2 separate regions of the Homo sapiens genome follow, and region 2 is linked to region 1. A link is a loop called in an ENCODE intact Hi-C map of the cell type or tissue named here. Cell type or tissue: IMR-90. All regions are shown on one strand.

Region 1 (8,000 bases):
GAACTTGAGCAAACAAGTCCGACCCCTGCAGTGACTCTTGGGAATGATCTAGAGAAAGTTCATGAGTTGGAATGAAAGCCAGTCAAGGATTAAAAGAGACAACTTAACGAATTGTTCAAAGTTGCATGCTCATTTCAGTGCTGAACATATGCTAAATGTTCATTAGTAGGATCTAGAAATAAATCTATAGGTTCCAAGTGTTTACATTATGATGAAGGAAATCATAGGCATCCATTTCAGCCTCCTGCCATCCCCTCCACTCTAAGTACTTCAGAACTTTAAACTGAATTATCCAGATCACCACAAGATAAGCAAACCAACAAAAAGCCCTCTTTTTGTCAAGAAGTGTCTTTAGAAGAATTCACCCAAGGATTCCTTTTTTTTGAGACAGAATCTCGCTCTGTCACCTAAGCTGGAGTGCAGTGACACGATCTCAGCTCACTGCAACCTCTGCAATCTCTGCCTCCTGGATTCAAGCAAATCTGCCTCAGCATCCCGAGTAGCTGGGTCTACAGGTGTGTGGCACCACGCCCAGCTCATTTTGTATTTTCAGTGGAGACGGGGTTTTGCCATGTTGGCCATGCTGGTCTCAAACTCCTGCCCTCAGGTGATCCACCTGCCTTGGCCTCCCAAAGTGTTGAGATTACAGGCTTGGGCCACTGCGCTTGGCCCCTCTCCCAATCCAGAATTTCTTTAGGTATCTTCTTCACAAGGACGCAGGCTGTGATGTGCGGCCAAACTATTAAAATTGGCTTTTAACTGAAAGCACCACCAAGTAGAAAAACTCAAGTTTATCACGTACAGGTGTGTTTTAAAGCCTCTCAGAGGCCACAGATTCCCAGTAGTGAAACAGGAATTGAGTCCTCCCGCCCCCGGCTCCTTTGCTTTGCTCAGGGCACCATCTGCATCGTTAACGCAGGATGCCTATAGGACAGAAGCCGCCCAAGGATCCCTGAACCGTAAACGGGGCCAGCCCTACAAGTAGGAAACGCATGAGGATATGCACACCTCGAGCTGGGGGAAACCGAACATCAGCCTCATAACATTAATTCTTCCATTCTTGCTTCCTGTCTTGCAAACTGTAGTGTTTGCTGTCTACTGAAATTCCCTATGAAAATACAAAACCTTTGGAAGAAATTACTTTGCATTAGCTGAGGCAAATTTTGTTTAGTTCACCATTTTTCTTCGGGAGACCTGCCAGACTAACAGCTGCCATAGGGCTCTATTCTTTTAAACAGACTGTTTTGAATGGTATATTACTGGTCTTAGATTTAGTTATGTGGATACACTTGAAGCTTTCTTCTGCTGGATCAACTTCTGAGTGTGGTCACTGAGTTTTGCAGTTATTGTTATAATAGACTACAGCACTTCAGATTTGGGAAGAATAATCTCAATTTCAGACCCAGTATCTTAACCTCCCCTAAGTACACCTATCTCTGTCACATAATAAGTCCTACATTTTGTTTTGGAAAATATGCTCGTGCCACACCTGTGTGCATAAACGGAAGGGAATCACTAATTCTCACCCTCTCCTGGATAAAAGTAATGCAAAAACTCAACCACATGTGCAGATGAAACTGGAAGGAAGCACGTGATTTTTTGGGACCATGGGGTGAAAAGAAGGGATTACTCTAGAGAAAAATGAAACTCCAGCCCTGTGCCACACATCGGCGTGGAATTTCAGTTTATACCATATGCATGGGGAGGGCATCGCAAACCGGTAAGCTAGTTAACATTATGTTGGCCTAGGACCTGGACACCTGTGCATCCTCCAGCAGAAGCAAGCACCCCCACAGCCCTGCAAAGGCTCTTTCACAGCTGCGAGAATGTGGGGTTGCAACTTGCTCATCATTAAGTTTTGTTTAGATTTAGAAGTAATGTGGGCACTTGTTGCAGCCTTATTCATGAGAACAAAAATGAGAAATCATCTACGTGGTTAAAACTCAGGGGTTGACTAAATTCTAATATAGCTACACAATCACTTTGCACTCTATGAAAATTACATTTTAGAACATTTTATAACATAGGAAAATACACAGTTTGCATAAATACAGCAAATTATAAAATAGTATGTGCAATATGATTCAAAATTTGTTTGTAAAAAGTACCTATAGACATAAGAAAGATTCTGAAAAAAATTTGGCTAAAAAGCAATAGTATTTATTTCTGGGAATAAGGATTACATTTTAAAGTGTTTTTTCTTATTATTTTATTTTTCCAAATGACCAAAAAACATGTGTTTAGTATAACAGTGTGACAAAAAATATCAATTCAATATTTCTAAAAATAAGGTTAATTCTCACCAGAGAGCACATTTGAAAGCTTTTTTACCAGAAGATAAAAATTGCTTGGACTGTTTTAAGGGCAGCTTTATCTATCCAGGAAGTGAGACAGAAGGGCTGGAGTCTCCGTGGTTATGAAATTTGTGATAAACACCCACCCATGGTGATTTTCTTTATTTCTATGTTTGTTTCCTTCTTTCTCTTTTTCTTTTCTTTTCTTTTTTTCTTTTATCTTTTTTTTTTTTTTTTTGCCAGTCTGCAGTTTGTTTTCTTCCAACTCAGAGTTTGGGGTTAATAACAATACACTGAAATTATGCCCTAGGATAAAGCTATGGTTTAAATATGCTAATTTCCATGTTTTAAAGGAATAAAATGTAATGTCCTGTTATCGGCAAGTTAATGGGGAGGAAATCTACAACAAGGAACTTTACATACTGCATTGTTTAGCTCACATTTTCTATTCCCTGATAAGCAACTTAACTTCCAATGTCTTACTCTATGAGATTATAATAACAGACCTTTTAAACTGTTAAGGGGATGATGTACCGAAATGTCTGTAATAAATTATAATTTTACTTTTATGACAATTCAAATGAAGAGCAAATATGATGTTATTACACTATTAGAACTGTTAATATCTTTACCATAAGATGATAAATTATAGCCCCTGCGCCAAGTGTAGTTCAGTGCTTGTTTTGGTGCCATGTATGAGCTAATAATGATTTTTACATTTTTAAATGGTTGGGGAAAAATTTAAAAAAATTTTCATTAAATGTAAAAGGAATATGAAATGCAAATTTGTATTTGTAGTTTTACTGAAATACAGCCATGATCATTTTACATGGTGCCCAGCTGATTTCACATTATAATGACTTCTTGAAAGAACTGTGACAAAGAGCATATGGTTCTCAAAGCCTTAACTATTTACTAAGCTTTACAGAGAAAGTTTGCCTGATCTAGTATTTTCGAGGTGGTTCTGAATATTCTTTGTATTTTCTACCCTCAGCCGCTAGATGGCATAAAAGATCCTTAAGCCAGTAGAAAGAATAAACCAAAAACCAAAAAACTTCTGCCCTACAGAGGATATTTACATTTTCAATTAAGTCATCCTCTAAAAGGCAGTTCTTTCAGCAGTACAAAACTTTTTGCTATATGTGTTCAACAAACTAAAAATTAAACGTTTAAAGGAAACTAAAAGCATTAATTTAGTCTAGAAATAATGTCTGCACTGAAATTTAGCTTTTATTCACTTCTGCCTGGAGTAAATATTATGTGAATATGCACTATTAAAGAGGCTCCCCAGTTTTACTGTGTCTATACAAAATTCTTTTCTTATTAGACTGAATTTCACTTCTCCAGTTGCCAGGCTAATACAATCAACTGAGCCAACTGGATTTAGAATAAGGTGGGAATGTGTGTGTGTGGATGGGTGTGTGTGTGTGTGGGTGTGGATGCTTGTGTCCAGCACCAACTTTTACTTATTTTAACTGAATTTAAGTGGTCTTAAAGGATTTGACTGAATAGCTCTCTATAGCATGTGCCCTCTCTCTCTCTCTTTTTGTTAGCACTGTATAGACACAGTCAGCCACAACTAGTTTTACCACGGCCAAATTTTACACATAAATCAATCAAAGCAAGGCCACTGGGCCCTCTCACACATTCTGTCTTTATAATTTACGATCACATTAAAACCACATTATGATGTCTTGAAAGGATGCAAACCTGTATTGCTGGTATGGTAATAATATTCATGTTCTTTTAAATTGCAGGTTCCTCATTTCTCAACAAGAAGACAAAAAGCACTACATTACCATCCAGAGGCACAGCAGAGAGAATTCTGGCACCGTCTTCACCTAACACTCACACCCTCTTCTACTGTTACAGAGGTAAGTGGTCAGGCATGAGTGGGGCAGGAGAGGGCACCCCCCACCCACCAACCGGGAACGTCAGGAGACCATAAGGTGATAGTCAGGAGGTTTTTACACTGTTTCTCTAAAATAGTAATTGGTTGCAGCTGGGGGCTTGGGAAGGCAGTCTCCCAATATACAGAAAAAAAACAAAACTGGTGATCAACAGTTTCCCGATAAGACTTCAGGAGTTGGGTGAGTGGGCTCAAGCATGTGCAGTAAGAGGTAAAATGGCGGAGTTTAACTGGTACATGACCTTGTAGGAGCATTCGGTGAGGGAAGAGCACTTCAAGTGAGCGAAGAGCACTTCAAGTGAGCATGCGCACAACTCCAGTAAACAGACTACATGCAGCCCCTCCCAAGGGCTGGCAGGCCACTGTGCATGCAGACAGCCCACCCCCAGGGAAGAATCAGGGGAAAAGGGGCCCAAGACCCCGGAATCAAGCCAATGTATAAAACCCCAGTCAAAGGTCAAACCGTGCACTTGATCTCAAGTCGCCTGCTTAGCCCACTTCCAAGTGTACTTCACTTCCTTTCATTCCTGCTCTAAAGCTTTTTAATACATTGTCACTCATTCCTGCTCCAAAACTTGCCTCAGTCTCTCCTGCCTTATGCACCTCAGTAGAATTCATTTTTCTAAGGAAGCAAAAATTGAAATTGCAGCAGATCCATGGGAATTCGCTGTCAGTAACATACTTTGGTGCTGCGAGACTCAGATGTGTTTCACTGCTAACATTACCATTTCTGTCCCCTTTCTTTTTTCTGGAACTGTCAATTATGAACCTTTCCTCATGCAAAGAAAAGTTCAAATAGGACAGTGGATAACCCTATACTGATCACCTAGTTTAAATAATTTGATTTGTCTTCTCTCTGTTAACTATTCCTATGTATGTATGTATCTATCAATCTATTATGTTGGTTGTTAAGCCATTTTTAAGTTGCAGACATCAAGGCACAGCTTATCTAAATAACTCACCATGTATCTCCTAAAATAATGGCATTTTTCTGTCTACCCACAAAACCATCATACACCTAAGAAATCAGCAATAATTCTATAGTCCAATATCCAGTGAACATTGAAATTTCTCCAATTTAACCCCAAAAAAGTTTTAAGAATTTGTTGTTGAACCAGGATCTGATCTACAGCTGTGCTTCACACAGGTTTAAGTATCTACTGTGCTCCTCTGAACTAGACAGTTGCTGCCTCCACTCTCTATGCAGGCCTCTTTTCCATGCTGATTTTTTTTTTAAAGACCCATTCATTTGCCTTGCAGAATCCACATTTTGAATTCTTTTGATTGTTTTTCTTGTGGAGCTATTTAAACTGTTTCCTAGCCTTTATATTTTCTGTAAATGGGAGGTTAGGTCAAAAGTCTTAACCATATGATGCTGTATAGCTCATCTGTTGCATCACACTGAGAGGTGTGAAATGTTAAGCTATCTCAGTTTTGATCATGTTGACTTCAATCAATTCCTCAAGATATTGATCACACCTTTGGAAAGATGTTATTTTTTTTCTTTGCAATTAGCAAGCACCAACAAGGTTCTACTTTGTCATTGTGCAACCACCACGACCTTTATAGTAATTATTTCAGGTGTGGACATAATAGAACATATCATTAAGGATTGATGAATAGTAATTCTCTAATTCTATTATTCCTTTGCCCTGTCATTATCTAACATCATCCTGCATGGAGGAATTTTCTCTCATTCACTGAGAATGACTTATTAAAAGTCAAAGTAAATGCTAGATTCTTTACCTTTAATTCTCATTTTCATAGTAAGGATTTGGTGTAATAGTCATCTCCAATCGAAGCAAAGTATTTGATGTTTCTCCCTTTCTCTCTCACACCAGAGACTTATGTATTTTCTTATTTATTTGTTTGTTGGTTTGTTTGCTTTGAGACAGGGTCTCACTCTGTCACCCAGGTGGGAGTGCAGCGGTGTGATCATGGCTCACCGCAGTCTTGACCTCCCAGGCTCAGGTGACGCTCCCACTTCAGCCTCCTGAGTAGCTGGGACCACAGGTGTGCGCCCTCATGCCCAGCTAATTTTTTTTGTAGAATGGGGTTTCACCATGTTGCCCAGGCTGGGACTTTTATTTTTAAGCTTTTACAATTAGTTAATGTTTCTGACGCTTAATTTGTTCTCGTATATTAGGCCCATGAAACGCCTTTCTAGCTGGATGCTGTGGCACATCCTTATTGTTCTTCGGTGTAAAATGTTCTTCCTGATCTTCTTCCCCAGCTGAGACTCTGTGTCTTATTCCTACACATGACAGCTCCCTGTCCTCCTGCATCCCAGCGGCATCTCCATCTGAAGAGACCACTGTCTTCCTTCCAGACTGTGTCATCCAATACAATGAAAGTGCTAGACTGCTTCACCCACCCCCACAAAATCTTTGCTTAACACAGCAATTGCCTGCCATCAAGAATAACCCCTGTAAATTCACAATGCCAAACCAAGGTCCCAAAGGCGTGGGGGGACAACCTCTCCTGGAAATGCCATAAGGATTTCTCTTACCTTGCATAGTAGTCATTGGGTGGAACTGCCTCTTGAAAGAATTGGAACTGGTATAAATAAAGTCCAATCAAATGTCCAGCAGTGAAAATAGCCAGCAGAACACAGAGACAGCTGAACAGCAATGGGTCGAACGTCCGGCACCAGGACCACCAGGTGCACAGACCCAAAAATACAAAAAAATACACAGATGATGTCAAAGACGGCAACATCATGCCTAAGGAAGAGAAACGTAATCACAAAGTCAGGTAGAACTGGAAATTCACTTATCATTCAGTGAATGTGACTATTTGAAATTATGTGAATTTCCTTCAAGTGTTTTTAGGTTTTTTAAAATAGTAATTTTTAAAAATCATGTTTGATTTATATAATAAAAATTAATGCTAGATTTATTGTGAAAAAGTCACATATGAAATGATAACTATAAATACAAAGATATACCAGATGATTAAAAAAATTCCACCTGTGGCGTCTGAACTAAGTAAATGTCTACTTTTCATACCAGTAGCATCTGCATATTTACTTGCCTGTTTCCATCTTTCTACTTCTCCCAAATTTTCAAGAATTCATGTATCTGTATGTCTGTTCCAACCTTTCCTGACACCATTTTCTTTATAATAATTTACTACTTTTTTTTTTTAAGTTAACTAGTACATCCTGGCCAATTAAACTCTCACTGTGCCATGCTTATTTTATTTTATTTTGTTTTGTTTTATTTTATTTTATTTTTTGTAGGGATGGGGTTTTGCCAAGTAGCGCAGGTTGGTCTTGAACTCCTGGGCTAAGTGATCTTCCCTCCTTGGCCTTCCAAAGGGCTCGGATTACAGGCATGAGCCACTGCTCCTGGCCAATAACTCCTTTAAAAGTGTTTTTAAGGAATCATAAATAAAGCCATCACCTTAGGGCAAAAGGAGTCTGTTTTATTGGGCATTTTGAAAGGACTCCTCATTAAAATGTTGTGGTTTATTTCTTGAGAAATTCTACTGTCATTTCCCCCATTTTTCCCACTATTAAAAAACAGCTAAGTTGCTGCATCTTTGCAGTTTGCTTGAGTCTACTCTAATACGCCTCCCATAGCTCCGGGGCAGTGGTGAGCAGTGGAATGGAAGGAGGGAAAAGATCAAGATAACATTATTATGGAATAAGCGGTCCAAGTCCAAAATTTAAAGGAAGTGAGCGTCTGTGCTGGAAGATTACAATCTAACTTAGGAAGAAAAATAGTCTATCCTGGAGAGTTATATTAAGGTGACTATGGACTCATGTAAGCAGACAGACCTCCAGAACCCACAAT
Region 2 (8,000 bases), 290 kb before region 1:
ACTTTCGGAGGCTGAGGTGGGCGGATCACGAGGTCAGGAGTTCAAGACCAGCCTGGCCAACATAATGAAACCCCATCTCTACTAAAAATACAAAAAATTAGCCAGGCGTGGTGGCAGGTGCCTGTAATCCCAGCTACTTGGGAGGCTGAGGTAGGAGAATCGCTTGAACCAGGAGGTGGAGGTTGCAGTGAACCAAGACCGTGCCATTGCCCTCTAGCCCGGGCGACGGTGCAAGAGTCTGTCTCACCAAAAAAAAAAGTATACGATAAACATCAAGACTGTCCTCAGCTACTCTACCTGTAATCGCCTCCCTCCACCCCAGATTGCTCTTGCTCTTGTTTGATTTGACTTTATAGCACTCCCCGGCTCTGGAAGTTGTGCTGTGTGTTGATGTTTTCGTTGTGTGTCTCCCCCATTAAAATGTGCTCCACGAGAGCCATGGCACCCTTTCTCCCTCTTCCTAGAACAGTGCTTGGCACATATTACACTTTCAATAACTGTTAATAACTACATGAGCAAAAGCACTCAGCAAATGCTATTCTGTTTTGATTGAAATTGGCAGGCCTTTAGTAATGTGGTTCCCACTCATTTCTACTCACCAATACTTACCCAACACTTTTAAAAACAAATAGACGCCATGCTACTCAGTTCATGAAGAATTTTATTTAACTTACGGGATTCTTTGTTTTCCCCAGCCCTCCATGCCTACTTTAGAGACTGAACATACCCTACTAGATAGTAGGCCAAGGCACATTCAGGATTTCAACATGTGCTTTGAGAAATACGTAAGCACATGGAAATGCTTTCAGCTACCTGCCTCTCAGGGCCCAGCATGGATCTCTTCCATGATTCTTGGGTGCCACCTTTTCCAAATCTCAGAGCCAAACCAAAAGCTTTTATTGCCTGAAGCTAAGATGAGATTTGGCAGTGATTTCACAGGAATGATACGTGAGGTGGGCAGTGATTGGGAAAGAAGAAATTAGAAACAAAATTGGTCTGAACGGCCCTGTTCAAATATTTGAACCTATACACAGAAATCTTGCTTCTCCTCTTTACTGAAAGTACTTCCGTAGCCCTTTCTAGAGGTTGGGCTTTACAGTTCAAGAAGTGGAACAATCTACACCTTACATGATTTGCACCGAAGACCTTGACGGGGACAGTCAGCACTTCAGTGGCTTATCACATAGACTGCTTGTTGGATCCTATCTTTGAAAGGGTTGTGTTAAAAATTGAACTCATGTTTCATTTTTTAAGTGTGATTTAGGTTCAGTCCTAAATAAAACAATGATATGTGCTTAGTTCTGCAATAACAAAGTCAAGTGTCCTTAGCTGAAGGACCACAAAACCACCATTGCACCTATGATTCAGGCCCATAAGTGAAGGACGGTCTTGCGCCCTAGCATTGTGACCCTGTCAGTCTTTGGGATGCTTTTGGTCATAGATAATTGAGAACAAACCTATTTGGAACATCTCATTCTCTTGTTCATGTCTCTGGAGGCTTCATTCTCCAGAATGGGAAGCAAATCCCCTAGCCAGCCCGAATGCCTCTCTTCCAGGATCTATACAGGAGAAAGACCAGAATTTTCCAAGCACCTGGCCTTTTTTTCTGAGTGCTTGTATGTTTCTATCATTGACCTAAATGATAGGATGAAATTAGAAGTGACACCAACAAAGTTTTGGTTTATGATGAAAGAGCACTTGTTAGTACTGAAGGACTGAGTGCGCCCCCACCACCATTCCTATTTTCAGAGCTGAGCATCATCTTAAATAATGTAATGCTATGATCCTAACTGATTGATTCTCTTGACAAAAAGAGTGAGTTAATGTATCCCTATTATCAGAGAAGAGAGTGGACAGTACAAGAAGAGGAAGTGAGTGGGGCAAAGGTGTTAGCATAGTCCCACTGAGACACATGAGGCTCCTCACACCTCAGTCCTTGTTCTTGCGGTGAGCATGGGCTGAGAGTCTCCATATGGACAGAGTGGCAAGCTGTGACCTCTGGCCCACAGGGACTCACTGGCCACCAGACCCTGGCTCTGTCCCCATCCTCTCAGCTCCTTACCTCCTCCATGTGCCTTGTAGACAGCTACAGGAGAGACAGAAAATTCACAGGCACAGATTGCTCTGATGGTCACCAGAAATTCCAGTGAGAATAGGGACAGGATGACAGAAGTTACTTGACAAGTGGAAATCAGCGTGGCCCAGGCATCTGGAGGGAGTTCCCTGACATCTCTGAGCTGCACAGCCACCTGGTCCAGGACATGCACGTACATGTTCCCCAAGTGAGCTAGAATGGTAGGGGTGCCAAAAGTTTCCAGAAGCTGCTGGTAATCCATCCTGGTCCGGGTGACTCCAGCCGGCAGTGACCCTGGAGTTAGGGGGTGCTCTACAGCCAGGCTGGCTACATGATTTGCAGGGCCCAGTGCAAAATGAACATGCAGGAAATGCAGAGACCTCCCTCTGCAGTCACTCTGTTGACCTGCCATGGTGTTTTTCGTTTGCTATTCCATGTCTTGCTTCAGGAACAGACCTGCGTGGGTGTGTGGACCCATGCCTTGTGACGTGGCACAAGGTGTGCATCCAGCCCAACCCTCCCTGTGCCCATCTCTGATGGGGAGTGCAGCTGCACTTTCTGGGCAGGGTCGGGGAGTGGGCTGCCAATGGCCCATTATTGGATGGACCCTGCAGGAGGATGCAGCCTCCACTGTCCCATCAGACTTAGCTTACAAAACATAAATTCTAAGATAGTTGTTGAGAACTTCAAGACATCCCCACGTGCAGGGCCTTCAGAGTGTGGGCCTTGTACATTTGCACTGGCCACCTGCCTGTGGAGCTACCGGGACTCCAGCACAAGGTGTCTGAGCCAGACTTCAGCATGTGGAAGCCAGGTGTCAGGGGCTTCAGGTGAGGCATGAATGGCCCCCTCTGGCATGCAGCTTTCATGTCTAGATGTGCACCTGGGAGCCCCTTGCACCCCTGACCCTGGCTTTTATTCCATCCTGGAGGAGTTTGCCATGGGCTGTGAGGATCTTAGATCCAAGGTCCACCCTGGGAGGGTGGCAAGGGTTCTCACAGGCCACGCAGTCATTTGCTGAGGCCTTTGAGGTTCTTTACTGAGGAATCAACAGAGGCAGATAACATTTCCTATGCTGACACGGGTCCCTTGTCACAGTTGAGCGTGCTTGAATTATTAAGCTCAGAGATTCCCCCTGGGAGTGAGGGGAGGACACCATTGTGGGGAGCAGGGGGAGGCTTAAGGAAGCCCAGGATGTTCTCAGGCTGCAGTAGCAAACCCTGAGACCCCATAAGAGTGCATAGGAAAGGCTGCTGAAGTTAGAGCCCAAGTTCATCCAGACATCTCTGACTCGCCTCTGAGCAGCTGTGACCTGGCGTGCCTGTGTCCACAGGCTTCCTTGTTCAGCCCTTGCTCTCTAAAGTACAGGGCATGTTTGGCTTGGTGACGACGCCACAGGCTGTCCATGTTGCCCTCTTGAAATGCCCCCTCACCCTGCCCCTCCCCAGCCTAGGCTGTGTGTCCAGCAGCAGCCATGAGCCCCCTGCTTACAGACGGAATGAAGGAAACAGGGCAGAGAGGGCACATTGCAAGTCTGTGGAGAAGCAGCCACAAGGGGTGCGACATGAGTAGATCACAGAACAGAAGGGAAACAGAGAGTGAGGGAAGGTGAGATGGAGGGAAGCCAGCAGCCCACGTGAGAAACGGGCAGGGAGGGAGGGAAGATGGTGGAACCCAGTTAGGTCTGTCCCGAAGCCTTGAGGGGGCTTTCCTGGGAGGGAGCTTAGCCGGGGCGTCCCCTGGGAGGTGCTTGTGCCTGGTGAGCTCTCGGGGCGGTGAGGCCCTCTCGTTGTCAGGGTCTTCTCCAGAGCGCTTCCCTGGCATCGGAGCTTATAACCACCTCATGCTGCCTTCCACTAGCAAACGTTTTTGGAATGGAACGAACACGTTTATTTGCAATTTATTCCCCGCCTTCCCTCTGTTTTTGGCATAAGAAACAATTCAGGTTTATCAAGGAGAGTCCAGGGTCAGAATTTTTCTAACCACCAGGTGGCGCAGAGCAAGCTTACAGATTCCAGAGCAGGGAGAAAGCTGGTCCTGACTAAAGCACCAGGGCCCACTGCGACCAAGACTTTACGCGGACCAATCCCAAGCCTACTACCCTACCGACAGAGAGTGAGGATAAATTATAGAATTGGTGCATAGGATTTGCGCTTACCGATCAGATGAAAACTTGCAGCCAGGGTGTGTTCTTTGAAGTACACATGCATGTACACAGACACTCGGCGTGCAAATGCTTATTCTATTCACCCCTTGTCCCTTTCCTGGCCCTGAGCCGTGACAAAATGACATGGTGGATAACAGCTGTTCTGAGTGTGGCTGAGGCTCTGTCCTGGGCACTGCTTCTCTAGGGCGGTTCTCTGTGTGGTCTGTTCTTTCACTGCCCATCATTGAGCATCCCTGGCCCTACTCAGGAAATACTCATGGCATCCCTCAAGAACCATGATAAGCCAAAAATGTCCTCACACGTGTGCAGGGGCTGCACCCTGGGTTGGGGTATTGTCCCCTCCTGGGAACCACAGACAGATTTGAAAATGCAAGATCCCTCTTTTTCACCCCTCTGCCGTAAACACTTAGGAAATGTCTGCACACACCATCATAGATCTGCGCTGTCCTATGGGATAGCCAGCTGTTAGGATTTCAGTTAATTAAAATGAAAAATAAAATACAGTTCCCTTCTTTGGTCACACTAGCCATATTTCAAATGCTCCATAGCGCCATGTGGCTACTGGCTACCATTTTGGACAGTGCACACATACACAGAAGGCATCTCTATCACTGCAGAAAGTTCTATTGGATAGCCCTGGTCTGGAATATTCTTTTGAGGCACATCTAAGCACTGTTTTAGCCCCAAGCCACAGAACCCTGCATTAGAGGACCCAGTGCAGGAGTGTCTGACAAACCAACCCTGGCAATTTAGCAGCCACAGCACTCAGAGGACCCCTTCCCCCCACAGGTCATGTAGGATGGAGGTCTGCTCTGAAGCTCTGGAAGCAGCTCTTACCGGTCACCCCTCATTTGTCTGCCTCTCTCTGAGTCCTGGAATCCTACACAGGCTACATCAGGGTGTGTATTGTCTGGGCCCCCAAGCAACCTGTCATCTTTTTTGTCTGACTGACTGGATTTATTCTCTCCTCCTTGAAAGTTCACAATGTCACCGAAAGACAAAGTCCTTGGCTCTTTTTTCCCTTTCCAACTAGATTATTGGAGTAGAGGAAGGTTTTCCTAGTTTAGCTTCCCAGAGACATTCAAAAGTTTCTGATAGGAATACCCGCTACTGGCCGGGCGCGGTGGCTCACACCTGTAATCCCAGCACTTTGGGAGGCCGAGGCGGGCAGATCAAGAGGTCAGAAGATCGAGACCATCCTGGCTAACACAGTGAAACCCCGTCTCTACTAAAAATACGAAAAAATTAGCCAGGCATAGTGGCGGGCACCTGTAGTCCCAGCTACTCAGGAGGCTGAGGCAGGAGAATGGTGTGAACCCGGGAGGCGGAACTTGCAGTGAGCTGAGGTCACGCCACTGCATTCCAGCCTGGGTGACAGAGCCAGACTCCGTCTTAAAAAAAAAAAGAAAAAGAAAAATACCCCCTGCCCTACCCTACCCTCCTCTGAGTTACACAGAGATCGTTAGGCAGTAAGTGCTTGGAAGCAGGGAGGCATGAAGGTTCCTCAGTAAAACACTGTGGGAGTTGCCTTCAGGATATCCACCACCCTGCCCAGACAGGCTTTGCTGCTCCCAGTAACAATGATATGTAAGCGATTAGTGCACAGAGAAAGAGCGAGAGGGGGAGATGGATTTGCACTAGAAGCTCCACAGGTGAAGGTATGAGCCTTCTGAAGAATCGAGGGCCCACCCAGTACTTTTTTCATCTCAACTGTTTGTTTCTTAACTCTTTCCAGCATGCGGCATTTCTCAGAGTGAGTCACAGATGGTTATTCTGAAGAGATGCTCCTTGAAAAAAATTCCAAAAAAAAAAAAAAAACCCAGCTGAAAATGTTTAAGAAACTCTATGTAATATTTTCTGGAACTACATGCCACAGCCTATTAAAGGTTTTGAGAAGTGCTATAGACAAGAAAGCCCTTGAATATTGTTTGACTCAGCACGTCTGTAACACACTGGACTGTAGTGACCTCTCAGAAAACATCCACTCACACTCTGTGGACGAAATCCCAGGAATACACAACCATGATATACTACCCGCAGGTTGTCCACCCCACACCTCAAAGGCAGTGATGTGAAGGTTTTCTGAGTTCAAGCTTCTGCTGCACAGCAGCACTGAGCTCTTGCCTGCCCGAGAGAAGGAATTTTTACCATGGTGAGAAATAGCCATTTCATAACCCTCATAGCGCTAGTGAGAAAAGATATCTTATTATCATTGGCAACCACAACTGCACTGGCAGCCACACAGCACTTTACAGTTTACAGAGGGCATCGTTAGTTTTCAATGCCTAACAACCCTGGGCAATAGGAAGACCATTATCAGGGTAGGATCATTTCCACAAATTTAAGAAATTTACCCTAAATCATTGAGTTGGTGGAGTAGAAATTCACAATGAAATCTTTTGCTTCTAAGTCCCTGGTGTTTTTCTCTATCAAGTGTGATCCAGGGTGGCGTTTGCTGCCAGGGGCTTCTTCCAGCCACATGCTGTAGTTCTGCTCCCTAGACCTAGGGTAAAAGTCTACTTCTGTTGCTGTTGTTAAGGCCCAGGACTTGGAATTAATAGACAAGGATTCCAATTCCAGGTGTGATATCAGAAAACCCATAAACCCCTCTACACTAGCTTCCTCTTTGGTGATCATTCCTCTTCGGTGATCGTTCCTGCTTAGCATGGTTGTCAGGATGTGCTAAGACGGAAGAGAATAGAACACGATTTACGCTTCAAGGAGCTTAAGGACCCCAAATGAGCTGATCCACCCTTGACAGGCAGCGTAGTCCAGTGGTTACCGGAGAGGACTCTGGAGGCGCCCTGCAGGGGTCAATGCCAGTGCCCCGGGCCACATGACCTTGGGCAAGTGACTTTCCCTCTCTGGGCCTCTGTTTCTCCACCTTTACATGGGGTTCTTTGGAGTCCTCACAGCTGAGTTGTTGGAGAATTGAATGAGGAAACATATGCAAGCCACTTAGAATGATGCCTGGCACACGTTTGGGAAGTCACTTTAGAAGGGCCTTTCTGGGAAGGATGTAGAAGGTGAACCCAACAACCCTGACGTGGTCAAGTCCATTTGCCAGGCTGAGGCTGGGTGGTGGCTTGGCAGCTTCTGGACGGCAGGGAACCGGTTTATGGACAGGCTGGCACTGCTCTTTCAGTTTTATGTTTCAAATTCCGAATTTCCAAAGGAAAACATCTGGTCTCTCAAAGGAACCAATGAAGGTGAAACGGCTGGCATTTATCCCAGGTGACGGTGGCAAGAGTACAAATCTGAAGTCTGACTGCATTGCCTCTGACTCAGCAGACCTGTCCTCAGCCCAGAAAATGCCATGTCCTCGCTGGGCTCAGCTCAGCATCCCTGAGGGTGAAATCCACCCCTTTTCTATGCTTGGTCCAAGCGTCTATGTGTGGTGTGCCCTGCCCTGGGCCCTGGCTCTTGGCCTCAGGCCGTGATTGCATTTCCACCGCCAGGAAGGAAGACCTGTGCTCTCGTGTGAGGACCAGCTGGCATGTACTTAGCGTAGACACAGGATCTATCAGGGCAGGGCTCGCAGAGCAGAGCAGAACAGGGGGCGTCTGCTCACCCTCCCAAAGGTATCGGTCCCATCCTGGCTCACCTCATCCCTTTTTTGGGGGCCCCTTCTCCTCTTCCAGACTTTTTAAATAGGGGTTGGGGCTCCCCCTTTCTCTCTTTTCTCTCTTTGTGGACACAGTACTTCCTGTGGGTAATTTTTCTGATGATTCTTGAATTTCAGCCTCTGCACCAGATCCG

The links. Peaks named below come from ENCODE experiments on the same cell type or tissue, not always from the same donor. Only the 100,000 strongest peaks of a DNase experiment are listed, where the experiment ranks them.
Region 2: a loop joins it to region 1, with 5 times the contacts of the local background. A loop is called at or near these places in 6 of 110 quality-filtered maps.

The regions. Positions count from the first base shown.
Region 1 is chr18:10,848,641-10,856,640 of GRCh38, forward strand. It overlaps PIEZO2 (piezo type mechanosensitive ion channel component 2), which reads right to left. Exons shown (of 56, transcript NM_001378183.1): 7 at 6,713-6,926. Among named protein-coding and RNA genes, the nearest start is that of MIR6788, 93 kb to the left of the region's middle. In IMR-90, a CTCF peak has its summit at 3,303 (motif pointing right); a DNase peak (open chromatin) is centred at 3,321; H3K27ac peaks cover 173 bases.
Region 2 is chr18:10,556,575-10,564,574 of GRCh38, forward strand. No RefSeq gene overlaps it. Among named protein-coding and RNA genes, the nearest start is that of NAPG, 35 kb to the left of the region's middle. RefSeq lists enhancers at 3,428-3,487, 3,840-4,342 and a silencer at 3,918-4,212. In IMR-90, a CTCF peak has its summit at 4,060 (motif pointing right); DNase peaks (open chromatin) are centred at 4,087 and 5,987; H3K27ac peaks cover 178 bases.